Linked DNA regions of Homo sapiens: region 2 is linked to region 1. The links are chromatin loops, found by intact Hi-C in ENCODE. Cell type or tissue: breast epithelium. All regions are shown on one strand. Links, peaks and the distances in the headings refer to the core of each region. The heading gives the core; the rest is flanking DNA.

Evidence for each region. Hi-C counts contacts between places; a loop is a spot of excess contacts. Peaks named below come from ENCODE experiments on the same cell type or tissue, not always from the same donor. Only the 100,000 strongest peaks of a DNase experiment are listed, where the experiment ranks them.
Region 2: a loop joins it to region 1, with 15 times the contacts of the local background. A loop is called at or near these places in 2 of 110 quality-filtered maps.

What each region holds. Positions count from the first base shown.
Region 1 is chr2:134,143,232-134,152,149 of GRCh38, forward strand. It overlaps a transcript of MGAT5 not described here. Among named protein-coding and RNA genes, the nearest start is that of MIR3679, 21 kb to the left of the region's middle. RefSeq lists an enhancer at 3,581-3,630. In breast epithelium, for the core only: no CTCF peak of the experiment used is centred there; a DNase peak (open chromatin) is centred at 3,490; H3K27ac peaks cover 627 bases.
Region 2 is chr2:134,220,265-134,229,216 of GRCh38, forward strand. It overlaps a transcript of MGAT5 not described here. Among named protein-coding and RNA genes, the nearest start is that of MGAT5, 29 kb to the right of the region's middle. In breast epithelium, for the core only: no CTCF peak of the experiment used is centred there; no DNase peak of the experiment used is centred there.

The DNA of each region.
Region 1 (8,918 bases), core at 1-8,000:
GGTGATATAAATGTTTTGGAACTAGATAGAGGTGATGGTCACACAACATGATGAACATACTCAATGCCGCTAAGTTTGTTTACTGTTAAAGACTGATTCTGTGTTTTGTGGATTTTATTAATATCTCAATTTGAGAAAGCACTGGAGAGGGCAGAAGTGGGCAGGGAGTGAAGTGGGTTGTATCTCTGGCCCCTGCTTGCTGCCTATTTTGTAACAGGGAGCTTTGTTTTCATGATCTTCCCAACTCCTGACATGTTCTTGTTTCCTAGGATGTAGGATTCACTGTGAGCTGAAACCGCGCTCGGCGCATCCTGGATGCCTGGGAAGCGTTGGAATGAATGAAGGAATGGTTGAGTGGATGGATGAGGAACATCAGGCAGGCGCCTGGAAATAGAGGGGTGGAAGGGTGGTGCTGGGCTGGAATGGTTGGCTGAGGATAAAGGGAAATGGAGCTGGCTGAAGACAAGAAAAATCCTAGTTACTGTGTTAGAAGACCTGTGGAAGAGGAGGGTGTGCAGTAACCTGGTAACAATGTTTATGTGGTTACTGTGTATTCATTTAATCTTTCTGGTACTATTGAACCGCCTGAATGCAGAAGAGAAGGCAGACTATGAAATGAAGGCACAGTTTTCTGTTACCACGTAAGGATTTTGCTGGGTAATTATTACAGTGAGAAGATAGGGATGTGGGGGAGAAGAAGACATTGTAACAAGTTCAGGGAGGTGAGGGAATTTAGGAGGGAAAGGCTATGCTGGGGGAGGAAATGGAAAGAAGTGATTCTGGGATGCTCAGGGAGGAAGAGCAGGCCATCAGCCTTGGGAGTAGAGGCCAGGACAAGGTGTGTCAGGGATGCCGGTTGAAGATGAAGCTCACTGGGCTCCAAGCAACCACTGTGTGGCATCAAGGTCACTGGATTAGTCTGTTCTTGCACTGCTCTAAAGAAATACTTGAGACTGGGTAATTTATAAAGAAAAGAGGTTTAATTGGCTTACAGTTTCACAGGCTGTGAGGAAGCATGATGCTGGCCATCTGCTCGGCTTCTGGGGAGGTACAAGGAAACTCACCATCATGGCAGAAGGTGAAGGGAAGCCAGCACTTCCCATGGCCAGAGCAGGAGGAAGAGAGAGGCGGGAGGTGCTACATGCTTTTAAACAACAATATCTCACAATAACTTACTCACTGTCAGGAGAATAGCACCTAGGGGATGGTGCTAACCCATTCATGAGAACTCCGCCCCCCTGATCCAATTAGCTCCCACCAGGCCCCACCTCCAACACTGGGGATTACAATTCTACATGAGATTCAGGCAGGAACACAGATCCAAACCATATCACGCACTAAGTTCGAACATTTGGTGCTCAGTATAATCCTTTGGGGAATGGGAAGAAAATGTAAAAGCTTTAATTTATATATATTTTCTTCCCTAAAAAGTAAGGTCTTAAACTGTACTCATATTTATAAGTTGGCAGTAGTACATGTTTTTAATTTTAAAATAAGTCATATATATTAGGGATGCATGCTCATTTTTGACTGGTGAGCTATGGGACCAAAATCATTTTGGAAGGTACTGGCTTGGACGGCTGCTGGGTGAGTCCTTTGGAGTGATGATGTCATGATGTGGGAAACGGGCCTTATGGCTTGTGGAAACAGATGCCCTGTGTTCTGACCAAACAAGGGGTCTCCTCCAATACGGACAGGCATGAGGTCACGCTGGCCTGCTTGGTTCTTTCTAAATTCATTCTGCTGTGCAGACCACCTTTTAAAAGTGATCACAAACCATTTGCTGAATACTTGTGGAACTTGAATCCTCACCAATGTCTCCATTTTCTGGAATCCATCCCAACCCCCACCTTGGTCTTTTGGAAAATTGGGCTGTTTGCTCTTTTTTTCCCCTCCTCTCTGACTTCTTGGATATGCATTGATGTTTTCCCCTTCCTTCCAAGGAATTATAACCAAAGTAAGGTGTGTGTGTGTCTCTCTCTCTGTGTGTGTGTGTGTGTGTGTGTGTGTGTGTTTAAAGAACCTGGAATGCGGGCTGGGCGCGGTGGCTCACGCCTGTAATCCCAGCACTTTGGGAGGCTGAGGCAGGCAGATCACGAAGTCAGGAGATTGAGACCATCCTGGCTAACATGGTGAAACCCCATCTCTACTAAAAATACAAAAAATTAGCTGGGCATGGTGGCAGGCCCCTGTAGTCCTACCTACTTGGGAGGCCGAGGCAGGAGAATTGCTTGAATTCAGGAGGTGGAGCCTGTAGTGAGCCGAGGTTGTGCCACTGCACTCCAGCCTGGGCGACAGAGCGAGACTCCGTCTCAAAAAAAGAGAACCTGGGATGCAATTTTCCTGAGCCTTGACATTTGAACTGAAAATAACTAACAAGATCCGAGGAGTGAGGGGCAGGAAAAAGAGTGAGGCCCTGAGACAGGTTGACCTGCCTTCTAATTCTGACTCTGCTCTTTATAGCTGTGTGCCTCTGGGCAAGTTGCTTAACCTCTCTGATTTCCAGTTTTATTTTAAAGTTGAAGAGGTGCTAATCTATCTGGTGAGGTTGTGGGAAAAATTAATGAAACACATGAAAGTCCCTTAAACTTGCTAGGACTTACTAAATGCCAGTTCTGTCTCCTTCCTAACACCTTCCCCCAACCCCCAATCTCTTCACGCTCACTCTTGTACATTTCCACCCTGCTGGAAAACAAAGATGAGAACAAAATGTGCATTGCTGAGACTTACTGTTAGACTGTTTTTTAAGGTGTCCTTGATTTTGGTTAGCCTGGTCTTTTCTCTGTGATCTCTCTCATGAGTTCTTTACTCCAGTCTTTATTCTGCTTTAAGGAGAGTTTTGGGCATTCTTAGTTAAGTGTGGTGTTTGGCTGATGTTGAAATAACTCATTCATTATGAGCCTCCCCATCCCCATTAAATGCCTTAATTTCATAGGAGACAAAAAATTTAAGAAATAATGCCATTGTATACCTCCTACCCCATTGCATATATTAAGTAAAAGGAAATGAGTCTTGAGAACATTGAGAATGAAAACGTTTGAGTAGGCCAGGTGCGGTGGCTCATGTCTGTAATCCCATCATGTTGGGAGGCCCAGGTGGGAGGATTGCTTCAGCCCAGGAGTTCCAGACCAGCCTGGGCAACATAGTGAGACCTCGTCTCTACAAAAAAAATACAAAAATTAGCCAGGTGTGGTGTCATGAGCCTATAGTGCTAGTTACTTGGGAGGCTGAGGTGGTAGTGTCTTTTGAGCCCAGGAGGTTGAGGCTGCAGTGAGCTATGATAGCACCACTGCACTCCAGCCTGTGCAACACAGCAGGACCCTATTTAAAAAAAAAAAATTGATTAGGCTCATTTGAAAAGCTCTCTGGTAGTTATGGAATGAGAACCTTACTGTTTGAAGATAATGCTGCTGTTGTTTCTAATGGATGTGAGAGGGCCTGGGGAACCTCCCTAACCTGTTTGCTGCTTTACATAGACCAGGGCTTCCTGGATCGCTGGGTACCGGCATTGGCAGCTGGGTTTCTTTCAGCCCTGGGGACTGGCCACCGCTCTTCCGCAGCCATGTGCCTGCATGCTGGGTCTGAGGATGCCATTCTCTTCTGCATTTCATTGGAGTGTTGTATTACTTCATGAATGGAAGGAATTTAAAAAGTCACTCTGGAGTCATTAGAAAAGTATGGCTATGAAGAAAAGTAGGTCTTTGAGTTTCTTAGCTTAGTCTGTTGCTAGTATAAGTGGGTGTGGTGGTCCCTTTCCACTCGAAGAAAATATTTTATTGTTTAGTTAAAAAAAAACCCTTTTAATTTATAACTGGAATTTCAACATGAATGTTAATGTAGTTTGGGTTCCTGCTCTCTCTCGCTCTCTTTCTTTTTTCCTGAGAGAGTGATTTTGTACCATCAGACTGTTTTGAAGTTCTTAGTCATTTTGTTTCTTTATTAGTAAAATGGGATAATGGTACAGCATGGATGTGAGCATTAGAATACTGTGATTTGGGAAAAGAACCCAGTGCTGTAACGGAAGTCTAATAGCTGCTCAGTACATAGTAAATGCTATTTCAAATTTAGATTAAAGAAAAAACATGTTCACGGTCTATGCAGGCAGTGTAGCTCTATATGAAAAGGAACCTATTGATTAAATACTTAGAAAGTTTCAAAAAGCCCCCTTTTAAATCCTAAGATATTGGCATTCATGTGATGGATGTCTTGAGGCAGATAACACAGTTGAATCTTTTTAGTGGAAGAAACACAGATCTTTTCACATGAAGTTGTACTTGAAAAATATTGCCATAATTAAAATATACAGTGTAGTTATCAGGAAATGTACATTTTTTTGTATCTTGAAGGAGCCTTACAGAGTTAATAAAAAAAAAAAAAAAGAAAAGAAAAAAAAGGAACAGCCTCTAATGGAAATTAGCATGTGATTGAAGTTGTTTTTGTTTTGTTGTCCTCTTTCCTTCTGTCTGAGGTCTTACACCCGGTAATAGAATCAGCGTTGGGATGAGCAAGTCCTATGACTGTGTTCACTGATGGCATCCTGTCCTCCTCCTTCCACGTCTATGCCTGGCAGTCCGTAAGCTTGGATGGGAAAAAAATAGACGCTGAGTTCTAACTGAAATTTGGCATTTTCTTCCATTGTGAATATAGGGAACAAACCAAAGTAATATTAGAAATACCTTGACCTTTGTCATTAATAAATCCATATCGCACTACAGTTGTTGCAGAGATCTCTAAATATTTTTTACACTCATCACTACTTAAAAATGGTGGTACAGAATAAAACCATTTTTAGATCTTGTTACTTGGTGTAACTTAATGAAGAAGCACTCATACCGTATCACAATGGAAAAATATTGTGATAACTAAATCTAATTTGTTTGCCTTGTAATCTTTGGTGTTTTATTTCATGCATTTAAAAATGTTATTTTGAGGAAACATCCACGGGCTTCATCAGATTGCTGGGGGAGTCCAGAGCATGCAAAAGTTAAGACACCTGCTCTGTCGCCTCTGGTCTAAATTTTATCCTGACTGATAATGCAGTGGTCCTCAACCCTTGCTGCCCATTGGAATCACCTGGGGGAGTTTTAAGAATTCTAGCACTCTGGCCATACCCCAGACTAATTAACTGCAGATCTCAGGATTCCCCTGGTGATTGCCCTTGGTTCCAGGGGATTCCAGTGTGCAGTGAAAGTTGAGAACCATTGGTCTAAGTGTTCATACAAACTAACCTTCTTCCCTCTCTTCTTCCTTTCTGATTCTTTAAATAAGAAATTAAGTTTCATGCTTATGATAGAAAATTCAAACTGTGCAGGAGAGCATGGCTCTCTCACCTTTCCAGAAAAAACTATTGCTGACAAGTTTTGTGCATAAACAATCATTGTAGACATCACACATCCATACATTATCCACGATGAGATTATACTATACATGTTATACACATGGACACACTGTATGCAGTTTTTCACTTCTATCGTAGAGAACTTTCTGAGCTAGCTGTTGTTCCTTGAAATTAAGTTCTCTTTCTTAGGTTTTTTTTTTTTTTTTTTTTTGAGACAGAGTCTCTGTCACCCAGGCTGGAGTGCAGTAGTGTGATCTCGGCTCACCGCAACCTCTGCCTCCCTGGTTCAGGTGATTCTCCTGCCTCAGCCTCCCGAGTAGCTGGAATTACAGGAGCCTGCCACCACACCTAGCTAATTTTTGTTTTTGTACTTTTAGTAGAGGCTTGGTTTCGCCATGTTGGCCATGCTGGTCTGGAACTCCTGACTTCAGGTGATCTGCCCACCTCGGCCTTCCAAAGTGCTGGGATTACAGCCGTGAGCCACCGTGCCCAGCCTGGTGTTTATGATTTGCCTGGGGAGCTTTATCCCTCCAGGCTTAATTTAGGAGTAACTTGGAGACCATGGATCCTATTTCCCTCTTTTAAGAAATAGTGCAATGGGAAGGAAAGAACAGCCGTGAGGTCAGGCCCAGGCAAGTTGCTTATCCATCTGTGAATCTTTTTGCTCATCTGTTAGGTGGAGATAAAGAAAGCTTCCTTACAGGGCTGTTGTGCAATGTACAAGATCAGTGACAGGCAGCTATTACCATTATCCTCCATGTGGATTCTACTCCCCAGAGAAGCTGAAATGTTTTATAGGCCCCCCAGAGATTTTTCCACTAGCAAGCATGTGATAGAAAGCAAGGGTGAGTAAAAAAAAAAAAATCCCTGTGCATCTACTACAGACAGAATTTAGAGGCTCTACACCCATGTCTTGGGATTGCCACGGTTATCTGGTTGGATTTGGAGTTGGGTTCAAGGCCACACAGATGTTGAATGAGCCTTGTGAGCTCTTCTTTATTAACCTAGTACTTATACCAGGTTAATAAACTCTTGGAAATGCCCCCACATGCTTATAGACCCACATCTGTGCATTTCATCTCAATTGCGAAAGCAATTACATTGAAAATGAGAGTTGGTATCAGAGCTCCTGGCAGGAAACAATTCACCTCAGATGGTTTGAATGAAGCCTAATGAAAGGAATAATTATAGAGGTTGAGGGATCCACCAAGGCACTAACAGCAGTGGAAAAGCCCTATCACCTCTAAGGCTGAGGGGCCTGGGGAGGAAGTAGAGTTACTGGAGTGCAGTGAGACCTGGAACAGTGGAGGAGGAGCTGCCCAGAAGGAGCTATAGTCAAGGAAGAAGGTTACCCAAAGATGTGGCACCCAGTGAGAGAGGGAGCCAGAGAGAAATACCCAGACCTCTCTCTTCCTTCCTCCAGTTCCCCACTGGGTGCCTGATTGGCTGAACCAATGTGAAGCCAGCAGGCAGGGAAGCCAGGTGTATACAGGGGTCAGCTGGTTGGAGGGTGAGAATGGGTGGGGGTGAGGCCAAGAGAATCACCAGATAACAGGCAGGGAGGCTGTCAGATGTCAGCACTGTGAGGCTCCTGGCAGAATGCTGAGCACTTAGGTGCTAGATGTAAATGTTCCCTTTCCCTGGCCTCCTAGCGTCTTGATAGTAGTGTGTTTACCCCTATCAGCAAGGCCATTGAGACAGAAGGAGGAATACTAAAAAGCAAACCCTCTGGATCATGATGCTATATTTTCCTGAGCTCTGGCTCTCCTGGTGTCCAGCAGAGAAGTTCTCCATGTAAATTGTCCCCTGGTTTCTGCTCCCTATGCCCAGAAGCAGTCTAATTCACAGCCCATAGGTGCCCCTGGGCAGGCAAGACAGCCATGACACCAAGCAAGGAGATATTATTAATAATTGGGAGGCCCCCTCCCTTGCTTCTTCTGACACCAGTGCCTGGAGATTTCCTCTCATCCCCTGTGGTAGATAGAGGACCACGCTTGTGCTGGGTTTGCTCCATCAGCCACTCTGCAGGTTGGGCCTCTCAGAGATTAAGAGAAGAGTGGCTACCTCCATAATTTGAGCCTTTCAGTGTATTTAAAAAGTGAAAAAGTACATAGGGTTAGAAACACCATAGACAGTTTTAAATATTTACATTGAAGACCTGGATGCTTTTTAACACAAGGAAACATAATAGAATACAGTTATGCTTTTCACAAGATAATAATAGGAGTCACAAAAATATGGAGACATAGCACATTATAGGTGTGGCCTGGTAATGAATATATGTTCAAAGTTATGTGACGAATGTCTTCTGCTTTCAATCCCATTGTTTGGATCTCTGTGAGGCTCCAGGACTCCATTGGGAGAGAGGATCAGAAGTCTGAATCTGAGGCTGTTGTGACTTGGGCTGGTGCCAAATCTGCACCCCACCCCTGCATGTTCTGTACACTTGGATTCCCCTTGCCTCTAGGCCTTCTCAGTCCCAGGTTTGGAAAGATTCAAGGTTGGGGCATGCCTGCATTTTGCATAATTATGCAGCCCATAGAGGTGAGTGAGTGACATCCCACTCACCGCCATGGGACCTCACTCACGCCCTGTGGGACCCACTCACTGCCATGGGACCTCACTCACGCCCTATGGGACCCGCTTACCGCCATGGGACCTCACTCACGCCCTATGGGAGCCGCCCACTGCCATGGGACCTCACTCACTCATGCCCTGTGGGACCCACTCACTGCCATGGGACCTCACTCACCCATGCCCTGTGGGACCCACTCACCGCCATGGGACCTCACTCACCCATGCCCTGTGGGACCCACTCACCGCCATGGGACCTCACTCACCCATGCCCTGTGGGACCCACTCACCGCCATGGGACCTCACTCACTCACGCCCTATGGGAGCCGCCCACTGCCATGGGACCTCACTCACTCATGCCCTGTGGGACCCACTCACTGCCATGGGACCTCACTCACTCATGCCCTGTGGGACCCACTCACTGCCATGGGACCTCACTCACGCCCTATGGGACCTGCTTACCGCCATGGGACCTCACTCACGCCCTATGGGAGCCTCCCACTGCCATGGGACCTCACTCATGCCCTGTGGGACCCACTCACTGCCATGGGACCTCACTCACCCATGCCCTGTGGGACCCACTCACCGCCATGGGACCTCACTCACTCATCCACTGTGGGACCCGCCCACCACCTTGGGACCTCACTCACTCATGCCCTATGGGAGCCTCCCACTGCCATGGGACCTCACTCACGCCCTATGGGACCCGCTTACCGCCATGGGACCTCACTCACGCCCTGTGGGACCCGCCCACCGCCATGGGACCTCACTCACGCCCTGTGGGACCCGCCCACCGCCATGGGACCTCACTCACTCAAGCCCTATGGGACCCGCCCACTGCCATGAGACCTCACTCACTCATGCCCTATGGGACCTGGTTACTGCCGTGGGACCTCACTCATGCCCTATGGGACCCGCCCACTGCCATGGGACCTCACTCACTCATCCCCTCTGGGACCCGCCCACCGCCATGGGACCTCACTCACTCATCCCCTCTGGGACCCAC
Region 2 (8,952 bases), core at 1-8,000, 77 kb after region 1:
TAGTTTCAGAGTAGTGTCCTTGGGCACATTCACTCCGTTTTTCTTTCCCATGTATCCCCCACCCCGACCAAATGAAATGACCTGTCTCTGCCATAAATGGCTCAGATAAAAGGCACACAAGATGGTGTCTCTGCCTTGTTTCCTGCACTAATGGAAAGGAGCAGGATGGCCCAATAATAGTTGTTGGGGTTGGTGGGGGGATGTCTCCCGCCAGTGCCAGGAAATCTGCTCCACACACCAGGAAGGCTTCAGTCTGTAATTAAGAGCTGATTTGTGATGGCTTAGCCAGCCCATTGTGCCCCATCTACATTTGGTCTCCTCTCTGTTTTCCTTAAGAGGGCCTCAGATTACACTGGGTTAGATTTTCTGTCCTTAGTGCGTATGTGTATGTGTATGCACGCTGCTGCTGTTTTTTGCTTTCTGTAGCAGGGATCAGCCTTCTCCCCTCCTCACCCTCCTCTTTCCTTTGCTCTAGTCTGTGTGCTCGCTCTTGTCCAGGGAACTTCCTTTTTTATCTTCACGTATGTTACTGACTCCTCACTCTGACTTATAGCAGGCAGTTAGCTGTGGCCTCATTGCTCATTCTGATGGTGTTCTTTTTGGATTCTGCCAAATCTCTTTCGCATTTGTTTTTCACCTCAGTACTCCACGCTGTCAGCAGTTCAGCAAGCCCTTTCCAAGCTAATTTTCCCCCATTTACTTTTTAATTAGTTTTCTTCTCCTGCTTCTCCACCCCCTTGTCCTGCAGTTTTTTGTGGATAACAGTTGAGAGCCCCACTCTTTCTTATGTGATTTTTAAGAAAATGTGGGTGTTGACAAAAAGAGTCAAACTCTGTAAAATATTTGAAGAGATTTATTCCGAGCCAAGTATGAGTGACCATGGCCCGTGACACAGCCCTCGGGAGGTCCTGAGAACATGTGCCGAAGGTGGTTGGGGTACAGCTTGGTTTTATGTATTTTAGGAAGGCAGGAGACATCAATCAAATACATTTAAGGAATGCATTGGTTTGGTTTAGAAAGGCAGGACAACTCAGAGTGGGGACTTCCAGGCTATAGGTAAATTTAAACATTTTCTGGTTGACAATTGGTTGAGTTTATCTAAAGACCTGGGATTAATGGAAAGAAATATTCAGGTTAAGGTAAAGGATTGTGGAGACCAAGTTTTCTTGTGCCGAAGAATCTTTCAGCAGACTTCAGAGAGAGAGAGAGAAAGAGAGAGCAGGTTGTAAAATGTTGCTTATCTGACCTAAAAGGATGCCTGGCTCTTAGTTGATTATCTCCTGGGAAAGAAGGAAGGAAGGAAAACAAAGCGGAAAGGGGATTCTCTATAGAATGTGGATTTTTCCCACAAGAGACTTTGCAGGACGATTTCAAGGTATGGCAAGGAAATATATTTTGGGGTAAAACTTTTTTATTTTCTTGCTTGTTATGCCAGAGTCAGAGTGGAAAGTTAAGTCACTATATACAGCATCAAATAAAACCCATCTGGTGAGAATCTAGGCCCAGGGACAAACGCAGAAAAGGTGGGCACGTAAGATTGTAAGGTCCGGTTTGAGGAATAAAATTAGGACCTTTCAGACAGGAATTTGGGCAAGATAAAAAATCAGAGCTTAGTCCTCAGTCCCCCACTCTTAGCCAAAAATCATTCCACAGAAGGCCAACAGCAGCAGGTCCCATGGCTCTAGGAACGCTCATTCCTGGAGTTGTCTGATCTGGTCATTTGTCCAGGTCCCACGGTGCTAGAAAGGCTTGTTCCTCTGATTTGATGGTAATAGTTTTAAATATTAGCGATTTGGATAATGGGGAGAGGACATGCTCTGACCTGAGGTAGTAGCCAATTCTTTAAGAGGTGAGATGGAGTCAGGCCTAGGGTTTAGTCTAAAACAATCCTGGATCAGATCTATTTTCTGAGCTATCATGATCTGGGTCTTTAATTGTGCCTTTCCTTCTGCTGTATCTGGCATAACATTTACAAGGAATGTCTAATGTTAATATAGTAACAAATATCATAAAGATAGTGAAGATGTGGGCGTCCAGGGCTATAGGTAGAATCTGAGGGCAGTAAACAACCCAATCAGCCAGAAAAAAAAACCCCTGCGTGCATCATTATATTCTTTGATTAGACTTACAATGTGTTTACCCTCCTTATTAAGGGTTATTTGAATTCTATGATATATCTTACTTGAAAATTGTGGGACCAACATTTAATTAGAATTTAATAAATTTAATTTCTTTTCCAGCCAATTTATCTCCATAGGTATAGTATCCTGAGGAGGGTATAAATTAAATGCAAAAAGTGCCTGGTCCTTGGTGTTTAAATTGTTATAGACTTGTTAACAGTAGACAAATCTATTTTTCCCATCACTTTTGTATTGCACCATATACTAGTATTTGGGAGAGAAAAGCTTTTGTCACAGGAGAAGTCATATAATTCTGCAGTGTTATTTTTTCCTCCGCAGGACTCCCTATGGCTGAGGGCTTTAAGAGTCAAAAGACTTAGAGCCAATTAATTGTTCTAGGCCATATAGGAATGGATGTGGACAGGCATGCATTACTTCTTAAAATTATTAAGTAAAAACTGACAATAAAACCAAAAGGCAAAGTTAAAAGACTGACTTATTTTTAACTTTTTTGTGTTAAGCTACTGTAAGCTTGGTTTCTGTTAGACTTACAGCAATTAGCTATACAAAACATAAGCATTGTTCTGAAAAATAATTAAAAATATGTATATTATATATCTATATCTATATTTATCTTCACAACTTATAATTGGGAGTATTATAACCAAGAGGCTTTGTTACAAAGTATTTTATCCTGTTAGTAAATATTTTCCCTTAATTTTATAGTAAGCAGAAAATTTTTATGGCTGGGGTGGATGCAAAAGTGACACATCATAGTTTAGAAGGCAACTGAACTTGTTTTACCAGCTGTTTAGGCATTTTTTGTACCCCCTTCTTGATTTGGAGGGTTTGATCTTGTCCTAATTTTATTCCTCAAACCGGACCTTACAATCTTACGTACCCACCTTTTCTGCATTTGTCCCTGGGCGTAGAGCAGGGTAGCTCCTATAGTTTTAGCAACAGAGCATTAGCAGTGAAACAGATCCGGGGCCAGTGGGATGCCAAATGAGGGAGATCCTTATCTCTAGTCTTCAGAATACCATGATTTTTGTTTTCTTGGAAGTAAAACATTTATATTTTGACAGTTATAAGAGTAATTTGTATGTTAGAACCGAAAAAGGAACCTCTTCCATTAGGGCACCAACTAAAAATGTGAAGAAAAATTATAATCTGCTACTTTCTAGAGGATTATTGTAGCCAAGAAATAATGCTTTAATCTGCACTCAAAAAATTAGGGCTGAAATCTAGTATTAAGTGTTACGTTTTACCCTCGAAACAGTTTTTAAGCTACCTTTTTTTATTAAAGAGAATATTATAGCAAGGCCAATTTATGTGCAAGGTTAGTTTTAGCCTTATTATGCTTGCCTGATGAATACTTATATAAAATGCAGCAAGAAATTTTTTGACTGGCCATATAGACTCCTTTTAAAGTTGGTTTTGCTGAAGCTTTACCTAAAAATAGGCTATTTTAGTTTCAGTCTTGGTAAAATAACCAGTGTCTCCAATTGTTTAAAAAACTGTTATTGAACTTATACAGACAACTATATTGTCATAAAATTACAATCTGAATTTTGGAGAACTCAGGTAAATTTGCTTACAAAAACATACTTTACCCAAATAACTTAAAAGAAAAAGATTTTCTTGACTCTTCTTTAACCAGAGCAGCAGCTTTTAAAACAAGATGTTTGTTTAACTTGGAAATGCCATTTACAAACTGAACATGGGTTTGAGCAATGCTCGTCATGGCATTTATTTATTGTTCCCAAGGTTGTGGGTTTGTCTTGACATTTGGGGTTTTATTCATCTGTCATCTTGCTTAGTGATAGATACAATATGGGTCCTATTAGCAGGCGTTTCATGATCTGTGGGAAGTTTCCAGAGCGGTACTTGGTATCTTCCATAAGTATTAGTCAGAAAGGATTTGTGTAAAGTGCTATGAATGAGTGATAACCTGTGTCTTTAAAGTATGTCTTCTGGAAGACAGGGAGGGAGCTTCCTTTTATAAATGAGATTGGGATATAGTCAATGAAACACCTAAAATGTTAAACCTTTAGTATCCGTGAATTTTGAGGGAGAAGAGTGTTTATAGCTTTTACTTAAACACTGTGGCCCCCAAATATTAGGATCTCCGGCCTGGGTTATTTAGAAAGCCCTTGAGAGATTTGAAATGATAATGAGTGATCTGAAAGAAAAGGATAGGAACACACACCTGTTTCTTTTAAGAATAAAGCCTAGGCACTTGGAGTTACACCAGTCTAGGTCTCCAAAACTATGACATCCAAAAAAAGCTATGGTAGAGAGTTTTCTGCCTGTACCAATTCTTACCTCTTAGGGTTGATTGCTAATAGACCGTTAGACGCTTAATGGAATAAAAGACAAAGATCACTGGGTGCCTTAGGAATTTCCAATCTAGGCCAGGCATGGAGGCTCATACCTGTTATCCCAGCACTTTGGGAGGCCAAGGTGGGAGGATCACTTAAGCCCAGGAGTTCAAGACCAGCCAGGGAAACATGGGGAAACCCCATCTCTACAAAAAATACAAAAAATTAGCCAGGTGTGGTGTTGTGCACCTGTAGTCCCAGCTACTTGGGAGGCTGAGGTGGAGGATTGCTTGAGCCTGGGAGGCGGAGGCTTCAGTGAGCTATGATCTTACTGCAAGCCAGCCTGGGTGACAGAGTGAGACCCTGTCTCACAAAAAAAAAAAAAAAAAAAAAAAAATGCGGTGGAAATCGGGGGGGAATTTCCAATCTCAAGGCACCGCATCAGGCTCTGTCCTCTGTGACAAGAGCTCTGCTAACTCAAGGAATGTGGTGTCCACTGCAAGGAACAAAGGTGGTTATGGGTTCCCACTGGTGCTCCTAGATCCTTTGTTCTCAAGGGTGGGCCAAAAACTGGCAGTTTCAGCAACACCTGGGAGCTTGTTAGAAATGCAGTCTCCTTAGGCCTGCTGATTCAGAATCTGGATGACCAGATCCTCACACGAGTCACACAAGAGTGATGTTCAAGGAGCAGTTATAGGCTCAGCCTGTTTCATGGGCAGCAGTGGTGGCCACATCTTAGAGGGATTGTGTTGTGGGCATGGTCTTGCCGTGTTTTAGTTTAAGTTCTGATTTTCTATCATTTTTTTGATAAATTCTAATACAAAGTGATCTAGTTATATATCCATATGTCAGTATGTGATTTGGTTTTTTACCTTTCTGTGGGTATTCACGTTCAAGTGTATAGATCAGGAAAAGAATTCTTTATTATCTTCCATGAGGTCTCAGGATGGGAAGATAACAGTGCCTGTTGTATACAGTCATTATAGGACATGCTGGAGATAGAAGCAGTAAGACACTGCTTCTACATTTGATAAGTCTGGTCCAGGGAGATAAATATGTAAAGGGAAAACTTTATCTCAATAAACTACATCTCGTGATAGCATAAGGGACCAGAGAGAATAGCCTGTAGTTCTTTATCCCACTGCTGGGGTGTCACTAACAGTGTACTAGGATAGATGGACAACTTTATATGATAAAGACAGTTTTAGAGCTTTACGAGACTTTTGACCTCTTCTGGGAGCTGTCCTGATTCCTCTTCAAACCGAATGATAGCACCTTTTGTGTGTTAAGTAGCCTAAACAGTCATTTGTTTAGTTACCACCTGCTGGTGTGTAGCCTTAGGAGAAGAGTGTTTACTGTTGAGTGGTTGTTCTGCTCTGCCCCTTGGCTAAGGATTCCTGCTTTCCATTAAATGGAATGACTACCCTCTCTTTTTGTCTTTGAACTCAAATGGAAGTCATGTTATCTTTACATCTTTAAAGCTTTTCCTTCCAAATTGCCTAGTTGATGCATGGTCACTAATCCTTGTAGTAGAATTAACCCTAATTGAAGATTTAGCAGGTGGATTTTGGCTCTCATAATGCAAGATGTCTTAAGAATTTTGCAGAAGAGAGATGCAATAACCATATAACATATCTCCTTTTTGTCCATAAGTATGGAACAAAGACTATGTGGGAAACCAGAGTGTTTGCAATCAGCCTATTGCCTTTTCTTAAAAACTAGAAGTTCTTTTTCTATATTTCTCTCTGCTTGCTTTTACTGTATTCTTTTTCTATGTTTCTACTTGCTTTTACATACTCCTTTGCTTTGGTGTCATAAACTTGGGATGAAATTGTATAGTTATTTACTAGCTAGGTGGGTTTTGGAAGTTCATTCTCTGAACCACACATGTAAAATGGGAAGCAAATATTTCAAGATGATGTTAAGAATGAAACGAGCTAGTGTAGACAGAAAGTCTGGTAGAGTTCATGCAGTCATTTACTTGATTTGAGCCCCTAGCGCCTAGCAGGCACAGTTCCTGGGAACTGTATGCTAGGCAGTGTGTTGAAATATGCTTACAGATAAAAACGGACATGCCCTGCTCTTATGGGGTTTATGGTTCTTTAGTACATGACTAAAACACCAGCAGGGGCTGGGCAGGTCACACAGGCATGTAAAGCAGCCTGCATGGGTTCTGTGGCAAATTGGAAAGCCATGCCCCAATTCTTCATTCCTGCCGAAGTCTTCTCACAGGAAAATGGTTCTGTGGTACCAGATAGTCCTATTTTTTTTTTTTTTTTGGAAAGGCCAGAAACTCAGATTTTTATGTGAAATCTCCATTTTTCAAATGTTGGTAACTAATAAACTTCCTAACCTCTGACTTCTAGTTTAGCATCAAATACCAAGGGTATATCCTTATCAATGAGTGTAACTGGTGTTGTGTTCTCTCTGGCCCATCAATGATAACACAAAGAATGGCTCCCATCTGCCATCCCATACTCTTTCCCACTGAAAAGAGACATCCTTGGGCTCTGTATTTCAGGGCTTTGCCTCTTCTCTCCTTGTGAATTATGGACTGCAACAGTGAGAAACTTGACCCTGGGGTGGCTCCTTGTCTTTGGGGAAACAAATAGTTTAAAAGGCCCATACTGGATTGAGCTCTGGGTATTGTCTTCTTACTACTCTGTTTTGGTTGCTCCTTCCTCTTGAGGCCAAAGATGAGAATCTGCAGTGGTAAGCTTCAGAGACTAGCTATTCCTGGCAGGTAGGACTTGACTTTTTACTCATTCACTGCAGAGTTTAGCATGTATGAGCACTCAAATACTGAGCTACAAATTATTGCCTAAAACAAATAAAAAATAATACCTCTCAAACCTCTTTGTTAGTATGGGTATAGGCTGTATTCTGGAAAAGGTAAACACTAACACATATCTACTTACCTTTGAATTGCATTGCCCATTCCTGGGTGTGACCTTGGGAGGGAAAACTTTCTCAAGAAGGGAAGGCTCTTGGTTTACTCTAGGATCCTCTTCAGCTGTGATTTTCTTAGCATCTTGTATGGACTCAAAAGAGTTCTGGTTCGTGGCAGGTAGGGACCATTGTATTCTTCAGACCGTTCATGAGCTTTGGAGTGGCAGCTGGTGGTGGTAATGAGATGGTTTTGGCAATAGCTCTGGGGCAGAACAGGTGGAATGAGCCACATTATTTTACCTAGACAGGGCTGGTTGGCAGGCTTTTCACTCACCTGCCAGACATTAGGTAGACAGAATGCACCCTTGTTTAAATACTCGAGACAGTGAGAAAATATCAAGACTCAAGGAGATGATTTCCATATGAGAATTTTACCACAAAATGGGACAAATTTTTACAGAAGGAGCAATCTTTTTGATAAAAGAGGAAAGGTGGGGATCCTCTTGTCGTCATTTTAAGGCATAGTTTCAGAAGGTCACAGCATTTGTGTGAGACCAGTCACAGGAACAATGTGTGTTGGTGATGAGTGTGTGACTGTGTGTGTTTAGGAAGGTAGAAAAGAATGGGTGCAGTGGAAAGTAAGGTGTTTCTTGGAAGGGGAAAGTGACAGATTTCACAGGAAAGTTGAGAGTTGTTCTTAGCATTGTAGATGCTTAAATGCTTAGAGTCTGCCCTTGGCAAATTATAGGGTAAGAAAAGCCCTGATAAAAATCCTTATATTTACTTTTGGTGCCCTAGTTGCCTAAAAGGTCCTCTAGCCAGAGAATAAACAAGTGTTTTTCTCCCGGATAAATATCTGACATTTTCCAGATGTTTTTGACTCTAGTACAAATGCCATTTATTGATTTATGGCCTCTCAACTTCACCCCTTTTTCTTGCTCTGTGAAAATGGATCTGGGCCTCTTGAATATTTTTCCTTTGCAGCTGGTACAATGTTAAGCTTTTCCAGTAGAGGGCGCTGGAGAAACATTGCAGAAGGCAGAGAGTTTTGCTTCCTGCTTTCCAGTGGTTTCTGGGAAGGCTCTTCCAGAGTGTGTCCTCTCTGGTGACCTTCTTTTATGATGTGTGGTGGCCAGCAGCTTCCTCTGGCACCCCCTTGGGGTGTCTTGTAGCGGAGTGTTGCCAGTGTGCTACCTCCCTGTGATCAGCTTTCCTGCACCATAGAGGGCACCACAGTGACTTTTCTGCCATCTAGTGAGTTGTAGTTGTGTCTTCTCCAACAAAGTCAGGGTCTCAGTCCCCCACCTGGTTATTTTCATGGATGTTTCATCTTCTTCATGGGTGTTTTCTCAGTCTGAGGGATAGTGGTTACTCCTTATATCTGGCCTTTCTGTATGATCTAGAGTTCCTTGCATTACTTCTTACTAGTCAACATCTTGTTAGCAGAATCCCAGGTTGTAGTTAATAATTGTTTATGTTAAGCTTTTCCTGTTCAAATTAGTATGTTTTCCATCTGCTCATTGAACCCTAACTGATAGAACAAACCTTACAAAAAAAATATCAGGAAAAATTGTGGAAGACTCAGAAATGGGCAAAACAGATTAAAATCTAATGCAACCTTC